Linked DNA regions of Mus musculus: region 1 is linked to region 2. A link is a loop called in an ENCODE intact Hi-C map of the cell type or tissue named here. Cell type or tissue: heart. All regions are shown on one strand. Links, peaks and the distances in the headings refer to the core of each region. The heading gives the core; the rest is flanking DNA.

Evidence for each region. A loop is a pair of places that touch in the nucleus more often than their neighbours do. Peaks named below come from ENCODE experiments on the same cell type or tissue, not always from the same donor. Only the 100,000 strongest peaks of a DNase experiment are listed, where the experiment ranks them.
Region 1: a loop joins it to region 2, with 4 times the contacts of the local background. A loop is called at or near these places in 5 of 42 quality-filtered maps.

The regions. Positions count from the first base shown.
Region 1 is chr5:38,194,915-38,200,287 of GRCm38, reverse strand. It overlaps Zbtb49 (zinc finger and BTB domain containing 49), which reads left to right. Exons shown (of 8, transcript NM_029162.3): 8 at 1-244. Among named protein-coding and RNA genes, the nearest start is that of Zbtb49, 23 kb to the left of the region's middle. In heart, for the core only: a CTCF peak has its summit at 2,646 (motif pointing right); a DNase peak (open chromatin) is centred at 2,657.
Region 2 is chr5:37,814,390-37,819,762 of GRCm38, reverse strand. No RefSeq gene overlaps it. Among named protein-coding and RNA genes, the nearest start is that of Msx1, 7.5 kb to the left of the region's middle. RefSeq lists an enhancer at 118-1,111. In heart, for the core only: a CTCF peak has its summit at 2,730; DNase peaks (open chromatin) are centred at 2,212, 2,672 and 3,652; H3K4me3 peaks cover 2,085 bases; H3K27ac peaks cover 522 bases; H3K27me3 peaks cover 4,916 bases.

The DNA.
Region 1 (5,373 bases), core at 246-5,245, 380 kb before region 2:
GTATAATTTAATTTGAATAAATGAGCTAGCTTTTTCATATAATGTTTTATATTTTGTAAATTTTTCCAATATTATACTTTTTTTTTTTCAGGGTCTCATCATGTAGCCCTAGCTAGCCTTGAACTGTCTAAGGAAACCAGGCTGACCTTGAACTCACAGAGATCCACCTGTGTCTGCCTATCGAGTGCTGGGATTAAAAGCATGTGCCACCATGCTCAGTTTCTAAGCATTATTAATCTTAAGACCTTAATACTATAAAATCACATATCAATGCAGAAGAACCTGGGTTTGAGCCTCAGCACCACCCAAAAATGAAATGTGTCACTGACCTGGCTGTAAGCCTGGAGTCCAGTCATGTTACCAGCCTGCAGTGGAGGCCTCGGAGTCTTCTGAACAGCCTGACCTGGCAGCCACTTCTGGGTAGGCCTTAGCCAACTTCTTGGCCACCCAGGATTTTCTCTAGACTGGCTGGCTGAGAATAAGATGAGCCCTTACAGGCCTGAAGTAGTCTAGCACCCACTGGGAAGTCCCGGTCACCTTCTGCCCTTATAGAGCTCCCTGGCTGAGTTTGCTCAGTCCCTCAGGCCTGGGGGCTCCTATGATGTCCATAGTACTGTCTCTAGAATGTCTAAGCAAACATGAGAATGGCTACCTTGTAGCACACTGTAGATTACCTATGGGAATATTTGAGAACAACCTCCAGCAACTCTAGCTCAGAAAAGCAGAGTACCTGATGAGAGAACCTGCCAAGGACAGGAGGATTCCACACAACCGCCAGGACCAGAGAACTGTCGACTGAGTGACATCAGGTTCCCCTCCCAGTTTCCTAGCCACTCAGTACACCATAGTCCATCCCCCAAGGCTGGCACAGCAGGCAAAACCAGACCTTCATGAGGGTTGAACATCCCGTCCAAGGGTGTGCCAAAGTGTGGGTACCTTGAATAACCGGTGCCTGGATTGAACTTGGGATGTGATGGTTGCCAGTGGATGTTAGCCCCTTCCCACTTCTCCCATCTCCCACTGGCTCAACTGTTTCTCGTTCCAGTAGCTCCTCACCTTCATGGGTCATATCTGCCCTTGGTCCCTCACCTCATCCTAACATCTGTTACTGTTAGCTAGGCTACATCCCATAGTCTGAGTATCACAACTCCCCCACCAGGTCATCCATCACACTGATGGACAATCCATCTCTGCCCTCTGTGTACCCGGCTGGTAACAAGTGGCCCTTCGGTCTCCAGACCACACTTCCACTGAGCCCTCACCCCTCTCACAGCCACCATGTGCTGCCCTTCATGCCACTCTCTTCCAGCTCCTTGGGCTCTCGCAACTCTCCCCTCACCCCACCTGTGGTCTTGCTGTGGTTCTGAGAACACAGAAGCAAACAGGAACTTTCCTCCAACTCCCGCTCCCATGTCTACACCTGGTGACTGCCCAGTTCAACTGCAGCCCCCTCCCCTGCTCACTTCCCCCGGTGTCATTGCTATAGAATGCAGAAAGCCACTGTGCAGGCCTTTGGTCTCCTTGCAGGGGTGTAATCCTGGGGAATGTTCCACGAAGGCTCTGGCAGACACTCAGTACTTACTTGGCCAGTGGGTGCTTTGTGAGGCTTTTTCACTGGAATATGGCCCCCTAGATGGAGCCTCTGATTTTTCCTTCGAGCCCATCATTCAGAGCTTAGTCCCAGGACTTCACTCAAATGTTTTTCTTCAGTGACCTCTCTATTGCATCCACAGATTCTTAATCCCCAATTTGGGCAACTCTGAGCGTAAGTATTGCCCCCTTTCTCTCTAGGTCTATTCCTTTCTCCAGTGACTGGCTCAGACTCAGAATTCATCCTTGCTGATTCCAGTCTACATCTGAACATTAAATGTCCCAGAGTCCAGGCCCTGGATCTCTCCCCTTCTTCTTCGTCTACTCCCTATATCCCGGGACTACTAACTACACGTCTATTAGACCATGACCCCTTTTCCTGGACCTCTCAGAACTCTCTGGAGTTATATGACCCCAGTTCAGTTCAGCTCTGCATTGGGATGTTCAAAACCACCTTTAACTCTAGCTCCAAGGTATCTAACGCCCTCCTCTGGCCTCCACAGGCACAACACTCAGCCGTACACATACAGAGAAGGTTAAAGAAGTCCAATAGCTAGGGCTTGGTGAGACCCCCTGCCCTGCGCTGTATTGTATCAGCACCCCAACAAGGTAGCACTGTTTTCTTAGTGGGTTTAGCTCCTCACAAATACTTTCCTCAGATGTGTATTTAGTCACATCTTTCCGAGTGACCTTATTCTGTCATAAATTGTCACTGACATAGTTCCCTGTCAAAACCTCTATAGAAGGACATGTGTGCCAGGGGTGAGACTCTTAGGGTCCACCATATAACTCCCTTTGCCATCACTGCAAAATAAGTTTATTTTTTTAAAAAATCACTAGTTGTGTACTTGCCATATGTAAGTTTTATGATGTGTAAGTGATGCTGAAAAAAATAAACTATGAAAAATGAACCAAAAATTGCTGTCGGTACCAGCGTTCTGAATGCCTGTGTAAATGTCTGGTCCAGCATGCGTTCTTTCAGCTTGATGGTGTCTCTGACTGCGAGCTAGCTGGTGCTCTTCTGCCTTGGCTGCTTTTCTTGCAAGTTTCCGATTCGCCAGCAGATGGCAGCATCACCATTCACAAGCTCAGAAACATGGTCTGGCCTGGTGGCAAGGGCCTGTGGCTGCTCTGCCTGGGCGCTTGGGAATCCTTGGAGTTTCCCTGCCAGAGAACCAGGCACTTTTGCACCTTAGCCTCCTCAAGCCCTCTTGCAAGTCTGTGTGGAGAGAACGGTTCTGTCCCCACCCCAATTTGCTTGGTTACTTAGCAAGCTTACTGGGTATCGTCTACAACTCTGGGTTCAGTATCCACACTGAGATTTCCCTTATGGACAAGTCAGACTGAGGAATATTCCTAGCAGTTCCTGGCACTTCAGGTGCTCTGTACTTACTTGGCCAGGGGGGTGCACATGGGAGCAGCCACACAACAGTAGCAGTCTGACCTGGTGCAAAGTCCCAAGGGTCCTGGTTATTTGTGACTCTGGCTACTGAGAGAGTATGGCCCTAGCTTTCTAGTATACCCAGAGTCCTGGGTTCAATCTCCAGTATGGAGGAAAACAGATGGCTCTGTGAACCTTGAGCTGTGTGAACAATAGCAGACAGAAAAGGCCATGTAGTGCATGTATTACATGACTGTACGATTCTGTGTGAGTCATCTAGACTGGACAGGTCCCGAAAGACAGAAAGCAGATAGCCAGCTGCCAGGCACAGGGGAGGAGAATGGACATGTGAATGCTTAATGGGCCCAGGGTTCTCTTTAGGGCGGTTAAAACATTCTGGCACTAGCTAGTGTTTATTTAGGACTGAGTTGTGCTGATGCACTAATTTATGACCCTCCTGCTACAAACTGGAGACAAGGCCCTTTACCAAGGAAAGTAGGTTTAAACTGGTCATACGGGTAGGCCCGATGTGTTTGGTGTCCTAGTCAGAGACACCCGTAGTGTCCATGCCCACACCTCTCCCTTCTTGCCCCTCTCTCCTGCTGCCCTGGGTTTGCATTGTGCAGTACAGGCCTTACAGCGAACTGACCTAGTTGAGGTCAGACACTGTCCGGCTGTTGCTGCCACCTTGCCTCGCTTTCCTCCTCTGCACGGTGCCAATGGGGTGACTGTGCTCACCTCACAGGCTTTGCTGCCATGCTAGAAGTAGTGACCCAGGAGGCCAGAGTAGAGCCTGCAGGGCACATGGAAGGCTAAGGTGCTCCTTGCCGTTGCGTTTCTGTGAGGGTGGCAGGAGAGTGGCACTCTCACCTCTGTTCATTAATGTCCTCCTTCACCCTTCAATGGTACCCAGCCCATAATATGTATGGCACAGTCATGGGAAATGGAGAGTAGAGATGGGGTTTGTGGTAAACAACATTCCCTCCATGACAGTTGTTCAAATGGCCAGGGGTATTTTGACAAGAAATCTAAGTAAAAAATCAGTTACTAACATGGGTTGGACACACACACACACACACACACACAGAGTGCCATTGCTACACTGAAGTCCTAACCCCCCAGCACATCAGGATGTGACCTTGTTTGGAAACTGGGCCACTGCAGATGTCATTAGTAAAAAATGAGGCCATGCTGGAGGAAGGACAGGCTCCAGTGGCTGGTGTCTTAGAAGGACATTTGGACATAGGGACATGCACACAGCAAGAACTTCATCTGAGGATGGGCAAGATGCCTCCATAAGCCTGACAGCCACTTGGCCATCACAGTCCTCAGAAGGAACCAGCCAGCCCTGGCCATGGCCAGGTCTCCAGCCTCAGGCTGGCGATCAATTGGGCTTTCCTGTTGTTTAAACCACCAAATCTGTGCCTCTTGGTTGCAGCAAACTAATTAAGTTCCTGGTGTTCCAGAGATTCAAACACCAAAGTGTTAGAGTCTCACACTATTCACACCACACATGGGTGTGCAGGTTAATTGCTTAATTCTTTCGGAGTCAGGGATGTGCAGAAAAAGTAAACAGTATCTGGCCCAGTTTTAGGCTCAGGAGAGTCTTTAGGAATTACTTGCTCTCCCAGGATCCCCGGTTCTTGGCTGTTGCCCTAACATGAACTTGGAGGTCTGAGGATACCTGGCCTCACCCATGATGTGGGGAGGAATCATGTACCTGGAATATGCCTGAACCCCGGGAAGCTGCTACCCTATGTCTTCAACTGGGGACCCTTGCTGAGGAATACAGGGCTGCCCCTCAACCCTCCCACTACCACCTGTAGCTCCTGGAGCTACCATATTGGTCAACCCTTTGTCTATGGTGACCCTGAATACATATGCACTGTGTGCAACCTACGGTCATTTGGACCCCTCCAGGGCCTTAACCTAAGACAGGCAGGGAGGCCAAAGTATCCTCTGTGGGCCTGACTTTGCTGCATCTTGAATGATTCCTGGTCTATCCCCACCTGGAGAGGCTACTGAAGCCTCCCTGTCCAGTCCCATGAAAGTCAGGGAGTGTGGCAGTTCATCTTAGCTGTCAACTTGATGGGATTTAGAATCACCATGGAAACAGACCTCCAGGAATAGGGGATTATCCAGTAAGGGCTAATTGAAATGGTAGCAGCCCATTGTAAATACAAACAATAATACCATGGCTGGAGTCCCAGAGTGGATAAGGAGGGAGCAGGCTGAGCACCAGCAGTTATCTCTGCTTCCTGACTGGATGCAACTTGATCAGCCGCCTTCTGCTCCTGTTGCCCTGCCTCCTCTGCCGTCAAGGACAGCAAGCCCTGAGACCACCAGCCAAAGCAAAGGCTCTTCCTTCTTTAGCGTTTTCTTGGGCATTCTGTCATGGCAAC
Region 2 (5,373 bases), core at 139-5,138:
CCCCCAGCCCCCACTTCCCTTTCTTGTGTACCGAACCTCCCCCTTGGGTCGCATCAAATCTAGGTGCTTCCCCAGATGGTTGAAGTTTGAATATCCAAATGTAAGAGAGCCCTGGGCAACCTAGTCCAGAGCTGTCAAGAGGGGGAACCCAGAACCCTAGTACCTGGTGTTGGACTTGGGAGGTATGAAGGTCTCCACAATTAAAGCATAGAAATTGTGTCTGCTCCCAGGCTCAGTTTGGCCTGGGAATTTCGTGAGAGACTGAAGCTTCCTGTAGGCGTGGAAGTGTTAGGCACTGGCTCCAAGCAGCTCCAGAGGTGGTCTTGGGTCCTTCAGCCTGCTGTTTTGGAGTTAAGGCTCCGTTTCTCTGGCTATTTGTCACACCCTCTTCCCTAAAAGAAGAAGAAGAAGAAGCCTGTCGCTGGATCTTGGTCCTACAACTGGGACAGTCTGGAGGATTCAGGAAGTGACCCTCAGTCTCTGGGCCTCTGGAAGCAAATCTAGGACCTGGGTCCTGATGGAATAACCACACCTTCAAGGTTGGGATCTCGAACCACATGCTCTGTAGAGGCACTTGGAAGCTTAGATGTGCATCCTTCTTGCTGTCAGCCACACAGATTAAGCAGTTTAGGGACAGCCTTGTACAGTACACCCCGACCCCAGTGATATACTGGTCTCCTTTCTAGAAAGGCCCAGGAGACTGATTCAGAGCAGTCTCTTCGTGGGTCTCAGTTCATCCGTGGTCTAACCTGCCTCAGAGCCTGTGTGACCTTTTCATATGCAGGCAAGGTCATGCTATCTTGCTGTACTTCAGTTTTCTCACCGGGGAAAGGGTCTGAGAATCCTCATTAACCTCTGTTAGAATTTGGGGAATGTGTTAACCTGTACTGGATACTGCAGAATATTCCTGGCGACTGCGTTTGCAACTGGCGCTGTATTCTCCCTTTCCTCACTCAGAATAGAGCAATGGCGGGGTAGGATTCTGTGTCTCCTTCTGCCTCCTCTGAGTTTAGCAATTTAGGGTCGAGGCAAATTTAGAGCAACATAATTGCTGTAATGAGCAACGGTTCGCGTTCTGCAGACGCGCAGTGGCTCCAGCTAGGCGGTAGCTGCAGGCGAGGCGGGCGCGCCTCCTCTTCCCCCTCCCGAGCCTCCCTGGGACCCCCGCCCGCAAGCGCCTTGGCCTTTGGAGGCAGTCTTGGGCTGGGGTTTCCTTCCAGTACCGGGTCCGTTCATTTTTCTGCTTAATTTTTTTTCTTTCAGCAGCCCTTTCTTTGCCCCATTTCCCAATTCTCTTTCTAGACTCGGCGTGTACACAGAAAGTGATCAATAGGTGTTCGCTGTATCTGAGCAGCCCACTGGTTTGACGTCCAGATTTGGAAGCCGCTGTAAACACAGTGAGGCAGAAATTTGCGGCCGGGTGGTGGATTCCGCTTCTTAATGGCGGTTGCAGTAACTGGGGTTCCTTGTCTATTCAAGCGAAAGTGATGTCTATAGCGGGCCCTTGACTTGGTCCTTTGCGGATCAATGTTCTGATCCAGCTAACGTGTGGTCTCGATCACAGGGGGCGGGGGAGGGCACTGGGTCACCATCTAGGGCACTGGCGGGCTGTGGTAGAATAGTCTGTTCTTGGGATCTGCTGTGTTGAGCGTTACTTGTGCGTGCAGGCTGTGTCTCTCCTTCGCTCAAACCCAGATTTCTACAGTTTTTTGGGGGACTCCCGTAGCCCAGAGAGGTAGCGGGATACACAGCTAATGAAGGGACAGAGTAGGGATTAGATCTGACTTCACTTGGAACCTACGTGTTCCTGATCCCAAGCCTCTGTAGCTGAGGATCATTGGATGCTATGACAGTTCTCGCACAAAATGTGGGTGTCCCGGGAAACTAGCCACGGGTGATCTGGGCCCCAGTTGTGACTTTAACTCCTTTTCCATGACCACACGCAAACACTGTTCTTGGGGGCCTGAGAGGGACGTATCCCTTGCCCGGCAGGCTGTCTGCACTTGTGTTTTTTTTTATTTGGTTGGGAAGATCACCGAAACTCAGCAAATTCTGTTTCTGACGACGCCACAGAACTGGAGCGGCCGCTCCAGCGTGATAACTGGGAAGGGGTGACACTGGGCAAGGTCGGGGACTTGGTGCACCAGAGCTCTGGTCTTGGGTAGCTAGGCTTAGGCGGTCGCAGCCCGGGAGGCTGGGTGGGGCTCGCATTCAGAGTGCCTAGTTTCTGGGTTACGTGGCTCGGATAGCCGATTCTGGAAGGACAGCCCAGGCCGCCCAGGAGACTCACAGAAGACCAGGCGTCGTACCGTGGGGCCCCTTTAGTGACCCGAGGCCCCTAGGTGAGCCCGACTGGTTCAGGTCTGCGCCCCGCCAGAGCCCTCAGGGGCGCAATGGGGAGCTGTGAGGAGAGGCAGCGGCCGCCTTTCAACTATTCGGCTGGCGCCCGCCTGGCCAGGCCCCCGGGGCCGCAAGTTCTTCCCGGCTCCGGCTCCGTCCTGTCCTCCCAGTCGCTCTCTTCTTCACAACAGTCCCCCTACCCTTCAAGCCATCGGGAGCACCTGACCCCACCTCCCACAGCCAAATGTTCACTCTCCTCTTCTGCACCCCCATGCTTGCATCCGGACTCCTCGGGGGATCCCTTCACTCTGTTCGACAGCTCGGGATCCCCGGTTCTCGCGGCCCTACAGGGCCCTGGCCACACGCCTGCCGGCCTCCGCCACAGCGCCACACCGCGGTTTCAGCCTCCTTTTCTCAATGTCAACTGCCGACAAATCCCCTTGCCCAATGCCGAACACAAGCAGAGCCTACAAAGTGCTTGTGCACACATGACCCATACACATCGTCGCAACACACCAGCACACCTTTCAGCAAACACACAAAGTCAACATGTGCATCCCAGACGCACAAGTCAGACTCACATAGATGCCCAACACATGTCTAACCATCACACATCATACACAAAATCAGTAGATGGCACATACACTTCAACAGACACACCACCTTGGGCAGGGCACGCAGCCCACAGCCCACAGCCACACAGCCACACAGCCACACAGCCACACAGCCACACACAACCGGCAGAAGCATACATTACACACACAACCAACACTCATCCCCAAAGCCTACTCGCTAGCATCCAAGACAAGGCCACCTTCTAATGTCTCTAGAAAGTCAGAGACTTTAAGGCCTACTGAGAGAGACAGACTTTCATGAGGAAAAAGAGGGATAGGAAAGAGACAGGCAGATGAAGAGAAAGAATTCCTTTGGTGTGTGGAGAGATTGAGGGAAAGATCCAGCAAAGCCTGGTAGAGAGCAGAACGGGTCTCAATGGGAGATGTGGAATCACAGCATTCTAGCATCCTAGGTGCTGGGGGCAGGCACCAGGGTGAGCACCAGAGGAGCACTATGCAGAGGCACACATGTAACTGTTTATGTACGAGTGCTTTGGCCCTCATACACATGTGTGTGCACGGCCAGTTCTAGGATATAGAGCTTTCATGGGTGAGGTTGAGGAATGCTGGGAAGTTCTTCCCTTCAACATAAGGAGCCTTCGTCCCCCTTCCCCAGAGCAGAGCTTCTGCCCTGCATTTGGCAAAGCCTCACATGCCTTCCCAAGATGGGGCTCCTAAGGGACCTGGCCCTGCTTACTCTTGGACAGCACTCGGGCCCAGGATCAGGACCATCTGTCCAGCATGTCAGGCAGGCCCAAAGATGTGGGTGCTGCTAGGAACAGCCAGAATACCACTAGATACTGCAGTCTGTCAGTGTCTGATTGTCTGATCTGCAGTTGTCTGCCTGGAGATCCTCGTTTTAGACTTTTGAGGCCATGTGATTTGAGGCAAGTTCCTTAAGTTTTCTGGGCCTGTCTCTTCTCTATATGCCAAGTGTAGGATGCTTCTGTTTCCTTGTGGTCACGGGAACAACAGGAAAGGCTTTGCAATGTGTGTGGCCCTTCCACCAACAAATATCCATGGTGAAATCTTAATAAAGCAGTCAGAATTGTGTCCTGGTCTTCCAGGAGACTCCAGAGAGCCAGAGTGTGCCAACCACTCAGGTCTGAGATGTGGGGCTCAAATCTGGGTCTGTCCCTAGCTGGATGGTGACCTCTACCTAGCAATTTACTACATCTCAGAAGCTTTGATTATACCCATATGGCCTTGCGCAGGGCACATAGCACATCTGAACAGGCACAATGATCAGAGTTCCCTTTGGGCTTTAGTTAGAAGAAAATTTAAGGGTCTGCCTGCCCTCCATTCCTGATCGTTGGGGCCAGAAAAAAAAAAGGGCCACCATACCACCTCCATCTTGGTTTTGGACAACCCTTCAGCGATACATTGTTGCCGTCCATGGGCTATCGATCTCTTTTTGACACAAGAAAATCAGACTGGAAGGAGTTGTGGGATTTGGTCTAAAATTTAGGCTGATTGAAGCTAAGTGTTCAGTGATGTATTCAGGACACCTTAGCAAGTAAATAGGAATTTCAGGAAGAGATGAACCTTCAAAGGCAACAATGGATAGCATCCTCTTGTCTTCCACAGCTGGCAAGCTCAGCCTTCTGCAGGGGCGACTCGTGAACTGAAAGCTGAAGTTAGGGGAGTGGGGTTTGAAGTCCGGGTTCAAAGAACATCCAAGAAAAAGCTTCCCAGAGGTAGGTATCTGTGCAAGGATCCTAAGGAAAAGCCATGCTGGCCAGGTTGGAACTAGCCTCTGGTAGTTGAAGCTTATAGCCCATAGGGTATTGGTGGTATTTCCCTGTCCCTCTGAGCACTGTAAAGAGAGATAGCCTCAAGGTAGGAAGGGCATTGGGATCCAGTTCCCTGGAAAGTGATAGTGACCTGCTATAGAAGTTGCTGGGAGGTGCCTCCTTCCCCCATGAACACGTATGTCTTCTCTGTGTGTGTCCCATAGTAGTCCAAGATGCCAGGAGAGACATGAACTCTTGGAATGAAAGACCCAAGGCTCAGAGAACCTTCTTTTCAGAGCTCCTGCAGCTGGGCCATGAGACCCAGGGCCTGATCCCCAGCTCCATCCAGGAGCCTCTGAAGCTCAGTTGTTGCTGTGCATCTGAGCCTCGGCTGGGAGGTGGAGTCGGTCAGAAACACCCCTGATCAACTGCAGTTCCCAGTCCTGCCTGCTTGCTTCCTCTGACACTGCGATGATCTCCTTGGCCCAGCTGGGTGCCAGCTGTGTGGTCTCAGAGCTTAAGTCATCCAAGCCCTTCCCTGTGTCCATTGCATAACCTAGGGAACCTGAGGCCTACCCTTCCCAGCTCCAGTGCAGGGAGAGAAATGCAGTGTATTGATCAAGGGGCATGTGCCAAAGCCTGTGCCAAGGTGACTTTAATCCTGCAAAGGGCCAGGTAACAGAGGG